2 separate regions of the Homo sapiens genome follow, and region 2 is linked to region 1. A link is an interaction called in ENCODE POLR2A ChIA-PET data of the cell type or tissue named here. Cell type or tissue: Caco-2. All regions are shown on one strand. Each heading gives the region's core, and the rest is flanking DNA. Links, peaks and the distances in the headings are about the cores only.

The links. ChIA-PET counts read pairs that join two places held together with the same protein. Peaks named below come from ENCODE experiments on the same cell type or tissue, not always from the same donor. Only the 100,000 strongest peaks of a DNase experiment are listed, where the experiment ranks them.
Region 2: POLR2A ChIA-PET joins it to region 1 with 8 read pairs; 1 of 35 experiments calls an interaction of 5 or more read pairs at or near these places.

The regions. Positions count from the first base shown.
Region 1 is chr20:49,225,275-49,228,179 of GRCh38, reverse strand. DDX27 (DEAD-box helicase 27) reads right to left here. Exons shown (of 21, transcript NM_017895.8): 7 at 1,645-1,750. Among named protein-coding and RNA genes, the nearest start is that of DDX27, 7.3 kb to the right of the region's middle. In Caco-2, for the core only: no CTCF peak of the experiment used is centred there; a DNase peak (open chromatin) is centred at 1,695.
Region 2 is chr20:48,678,208-48,681,112 of GRCh38, reverse strand. It overlaps PREX1 (phosphatidylinositol-3,4,5-trisphosphate dependent Rac exchange factor 1), which reads left to right. Exons shown (of 40, transcript NM_020820.4): 12 at 1,359-1,462; 13 at 1,704-1,753. Among named protein-coding and RNA genes, the nearest start is that of PREX1, 150 kb to the left of the region's middle. RefSeq lists a silencer at 1,194-1,363. In Caco-2, for the core only: no CTCF peak of the experiment used is centred there; a DNase peak (open chromatin) is centred at 1,302.

The sequences.
Region 1 (2,905 bases), core at 168-2,667:
CAACAGCAAAACTCTGTCTCAAAAAAAAAAAGAAAAAATACAGCCAGGCACAGTGGCTCATGCCTGTAATCCCAGCACTTTGGGAGGCTGAGGCAGGTGGATCATGAGGTCAGGGGTTCAAGACCAGCCTGGCCAAGATAGTAAAACCCTGTCTCTACTAAAAATACAAAAATTAGCCGGGCATGGTGGCGTGTATCTGTAATCCCAGCTACTCAGGAGGCTGAGGCAGGAGAATCGCTTGAACCCGGGAGGCGGAGGTTGCAGTGAGCCAAGATTGCGCCACTGCACTCCAGCCTGGGCAACAGAGCGAGACTCTGTCTCAAAAAAAAAAAAAAAAAAAATTTCCTCCTCTGATATGGCAGGGCCAGGAGGCCATGGTCACAGAGATCAGGGATACCCCAAGAGGATTAAATGAAAATGACCTTCATCAGACCCTTTGAAACTTGTGGCCCACTACTAGACCGGACATCCTCTCATGCACTGTTTATCTTACAAAATTAATCCTTCAGTATGCCAGGCACGGTGGCTCACACCTGTAAATCCCAGCACTCTTGAGAGGCTGAGGCAGGTGTATCACTTGAGGTCAGGAATTCGAGACCAGCCTGGCCAACATGGTGAAACCCTCTCTCTACTAAAAATACAAAAATCAGCCGGGTGTGGTGGCGGGCACCTGTAAACCCAGCTACTGGGGAGGCTGAGGCAGGAGAATCACCTGAACACAGGAGGCAGAGGTTGCAGTGAGCCGAGATTGCGCCACCGCACTCCAGCCTGGGTGACAGAGTGAGACTCCATCTCAAAACAAAAAATTAATCCTTCAGTAAACTGAGTAAGCTCTGCAGTCTAGGAAACACTGTTGTATCAGTGCCAATTTCCTGGTTTTGATTTTGTCCTACAGTTATGTGGGATGTCACCATTGATGAAGGATTCGAGAGACCCTATGCACTATTTTTGCAACTTGCCACTGATCTACAAATACTTCAAAATAAAGTGGTTAAAAATTTAAAAGTCCTTTACTCTCGGCCGGGCGCGGTGGCTCACGCCTGTAATCCCAGCACTTTGGGAGGCCAAGGCGGGCGGATCACGAGGTCAGGAGATCAAGACCATCCCGGCTAAAACGGTGAAACCCCGTCTCTACTAAAAATACAAAAAATTAGCCGGGCGTAGTGGCGGGCGCCTGTAGTCCCAGCTACTTGGGAGGCTGAGGCAGGAGAATGGCGTGAACCCGGGAGGCGGAGCTTGCAGTGAGCCGAGATCCCGCCACTGCACTCCAGCCTGGGCGACAGAGCGAGACTCCGTCTCAAAAAAAAAAAAAAAAAAAAAAAGTCCTTTACTCTCTCAATTGCACCAGTATATCTTTTTTGTGTTACAAAAATTTTATGGCCAGGCACAGTGGCTCATGCCTGTAATCCCAGAACTTTGGGAGGCCAAGATGGGAAAATCGATCGCTTGAACCTGAACCTAGGAATTCAAGACCAGCCTGGACAACAAAGTGAGACCCCTATCTCTACAAAATAAAAAATAAAAATGAAATAGTTCAAAAAACCAAGAATATTTATTTAGCAAACCAGCCTTTGGTAAGTCAACCTAGAGCCCAGCCCTGGCCGTAACACCCTTCTGCCCACCCTGGGTCCCTATCCTTTTCACCTGTCCCAGTGGCTGCACAGGCACAGATGTCCTTCCCCAATAGACCCACAGGTATGCACGCCTTCTGGATCGGGGTGGGCTGCTTGAAGCCCATGGCTGTAATGGCCTGAGGAAAAAAGAACTGGGTCAGACAGGGTTGAGCGGGGGAAGTCTCAGCACAACACAAACAGGGCAGGTTTCCAGACAAGTGGGGACCACACCAATCCCCACCAATCATTCGTTCCACAAACATTCACTGAACGCCTACTATGTGTGAGGTGGTGCTCTAGACACTGAGGACACAGCAGTAAATAAAAGAAATAAAAACCCTGCCCTCAGGAATCTTACAGTCTGGTAGAAACAGACCAAAAAACAAACACATGTCATATGGAGAGATGCTGCGGAAAACAATGCAGCGGCCAGACGGGCAGCAGGGGGAGTGCTATTCACGGTAGGGCTGCCAGGGAAGGTCTCACTGAGCAAGGGATACTGAGTTGAACCCTGAAGGAAGCTAGAGAGCACCCCAAAAGATTTCTGGAAGAGTTTTCCAGGCAGAGGGAACAGAAAGTGCAAGGGCCCTGAGGAAGAGGAGGCCTAACCTATTTGAGGGCCAGCAAGGAGGCCAGTGTGGCCAGAGCAGAACGAGTGCCAGGAGGTGTCGTCAGAGAGGGCCAGAAGGGGCAGAGCCTTGTAGGTCAATATAAGGACTCAGGCTTCTAAGAAGAGTGAGACTGGGAAGTACTGAAGGACTCAGAGAAGAAGAGGAGGGACACGATGGAACTCATTGCTTAAGAGAGTTCTCGGCCGGGCGCGGTGGCTCACGCCTGTAGTCCCAGCACTTTGGGAGGCTGAGGCGGGCGGATCACGAGGTCAGGAGATCGAGACCATCCTGGCTAACACGGTGAAACCCCATCTCTACTAAAAATACAAAAAATTAGCAGGGCGTGGCAGCGTGTGCCTGTAGTCCCAGCTGCTGGGGAGGCTGAGGCAGGAGAATGGCGTGAACCCGGGAGGTGGAGGTTGCAGTGAGCCGAGATTGTGCCACTGCACTCCAGCCTGGGCGACAGAGTGAGACTCCGTCTCAAAAAAAAAAAAAAAAAAAAGGGAGTTCTCTGGCAACTGTATGGACAAGAGTTGAGGGAGGCAAAGAGAGAAGCAGAAAGTCCAGTTAGGGGTGGCTGCAATAATCCCATGGTTGCCAAAATAAGCCACTACTGGCCAGGCACAGTGGCTCAAATCCCAGCACTCTGGGAGGTTGAGGCAAGAGGATTGCTTGATGCCA
Region 2 (2,905 bases), core at 186-2,685, 550 kb after region 1:
ACAGTGTGGCCCGCAGGAACATGGATGCCCTTGTAAAACTGCCTCTTAGGCACCAGCAAATCAGGGATACCTCAAAAACCTGGGGGCAGGGGAGTAGAATCTTTTATCTGTCCCTTCAAGAAATGTCAAGAACCATTTGGTTAAGTTTTAGTTATTCAGCAAATATTTATTGAGTGCCTATAATGTGGCAGGCACTGTTCACACCACAATGAACGGGAGGAGGACGTGCCTGTCGTCATGGAGCCGACCTTGTAGTTGGAGGGGACGATAAGATCTTTACTTGCTTATCTTTACAAAGCAAGATAGTAAAACATGATAGGTGCTAGGGAAGGAGGGTAAAGAGTGTGGTGTTGGCGTTCACTTTTGAATAGGGGAGATGGGGAAGGCCTCACCGAGAAGGTAACATTGGAACCAGGACCTGAGCCACCAGTGAGGGAGGGACCCAGGTGGGCATGATGGTTCCAGGCAGAGGGAACAGCCAGTGCAAAGTCCTCAGGCAGAGTCTAAGTGGGTTGTGCAGGGAATAGCAGGGAGGGAGTGTGGCTGCCTCAGAGTGAGGAGGGGGCGTGGTAGGAGACGAGGTCAGAGGGCACAGGGCTGATGGGAGAGTCCAGGAGGTGAGATGAGATCCTATAGAGAATTGTAGGGTCTTTGGCTTTTACTCTGAGTGAGCTATGAAGCTGTTGCTGAGCTCTGCGTAGAGGAAAGACCTGCTTGGACGAACACGCTGGCAGAATCCCTCTGGCTGCCCTGTGGAGACTGTTGGGACCAAGGGTGACAGCAGGGAGCCCAGCAAAGAGGCTGCTGTGATAGTCCAGGTGGGAGGCGAAGGTGGTTCGGGCCAGTGTAGGAGTGAGGTGATTGGTATCTTGAAGGTTAGGGCCTTATAGGCATTGCTAATGGATCTGAAGCATCAAGCATGACTTTGTGGGATAGAGATGGCTCCGTAAATCTCAGCAATGTGGTCTCAGGCCCCAGCATGCTTGTCCCCACCCATCCATTGGTGATCTAGATCTAAGGACATGCTGAGCCAGAGGGGTCCCAGTGCAGGCTGGATCAGGGGCATTTCTGGGTCCCTCACCCCTGTAGATGCCCCACCCCAAGCTGCGAGTCTCAGCAGGGTCCTGCACGTAGCAGGAGGATGGGGTATCCTCATGTGCAAAATGGGGAAGTCATAGCACCCACCTCGTGGGGTTTCAGTGAAAAAAAAGCCTGGCCAGCAGTGAAGCCTGATGCTGGTGGGTGTGACTGGGAGGGGCAGAGGGGGCGTGGCTGGCAGTGAAGGCCAATGCTGGGGGGCGTGGCTGGGAGGGGCTGAGGGGGCGTGCCCAGCGTCACAGGTCCTCCTGTCTCTCCAGTTTCCGACAAGCACCAGTTCAAGAATGAGCAGGTGATGTATCGCTTCCGCTACGACGATGGCACCTACAAGGCCCGAAGTGAGCTGGAGGACATCATGTCCAAGGTAGGGGCCCTCCGCCCCTGTGACTCTGACTCAGCTGGCCTCGTTCACCTCCACCCTGGGTTCGCCTCAGAGCAGGCCTGTGCCCCTTGGCTTGTTTGCCTTCTCCACTGCCCACAACTCACCCCTGCCCCCATTACCCTGCCCTGCCCCGTCCTGGAAGCCATCTCTCCCATCAGCCTGGATTTGGAGGCTCGTGAAGGATGTGGCCTGATCCCAGAATTCCTCCCCTTTTTTCTTTCAGGGTGTGAGGCTTTACTGCCGTCTTCACAGCCTCTACACCCCGGTGATCAAGTAAGTTACTCTTTCCAAGCTCCAATTTCACCTCTACCTCTTCTCAGCTGTGTGGCCTTGGGCTGGCAACTTAACCTCTCTGAGCTCCAGTCTCCTTCTCCATTAAATGGGGCTTGCAGTGGCACCTATCCTTTAGATTTGTCATTAGGATTAACTGAATTAAATTGTGGGAAGCACTGCAGTGTAGTGATGCAGGTGTCAGTTCTGGAGCCAGACAGACTGAGCTTGAACCTCCCTCCTAGTTAGCAGCTGTGTGACCTTGGGCAGAGTTACTTAACCTCTCTGTGCCTCAACCGTTTCCTCTGTGAAATGGGGATAATAATGGGCTCCACCTTAGGGCCTTTGTGCCTGCTGTTCCCTTTGCTTAGGATGCCTTTCCTCTGCATACCTTCATATTCGTTCCCTCACTTCCTTCAAACGCCTCCATATCACAGGGGTCTTCCCTGCCTACCTGCATAAAGTGTCACCAACCTGGTACTTTCTGTCCTCTGTATTAGTCTGTTTTCATGCTCCTGATAAAGACATAGCCAAGACTGGGTAATTTATAAAGAAAAGGAGGTTTAATGGATTCACAGTCCCACATGGCTGGGGAGGCCTCTCAATCGTGGAGGTATGTGAAAGGCACGTCTTACCTGGCAGGCAAAAGGAAAATGACAGCCAAGTGAAAGGAGTTTCCTCTTATGAAACCATCAGATCTTGTGAGACTTATTCACTACCACAAGAACAGTATGGGGGAACTGCCCCACGATTCAGTAGTTTCCCACTGGGTCCCTCCCACAGTATGTGGGAATTATGAGAGCTGCCATTCAAGATGAGATTTGGGTGGGGACACAACCCAACGATATCAGCTCCCTTTGTTCATTTTAATTTTCTTCTTCTTTTTTTTTTTTGAGACAGGGTCTTGCTCCGTTACCCAGGCTGGATTGCAGTGGTGCAATCACAGCTCACTGCAGTCTCAACCTCCAGGCTCAGGCAGTCCTCCCACCTGAGCCTCCTAGGTAGCTGGGACTACAGGCGTGCACCACCATGCCTAGCTAATTTTTTTTTTTTGAGACAGAGCCTCGTTCTGTCCCCCAAGTTGGAGTGCAGTGGCGCAATCTTGGCTTACTGCAACCTCCGCCGGGTTCAAGTGATTCTCATGCCTCAGTTGCC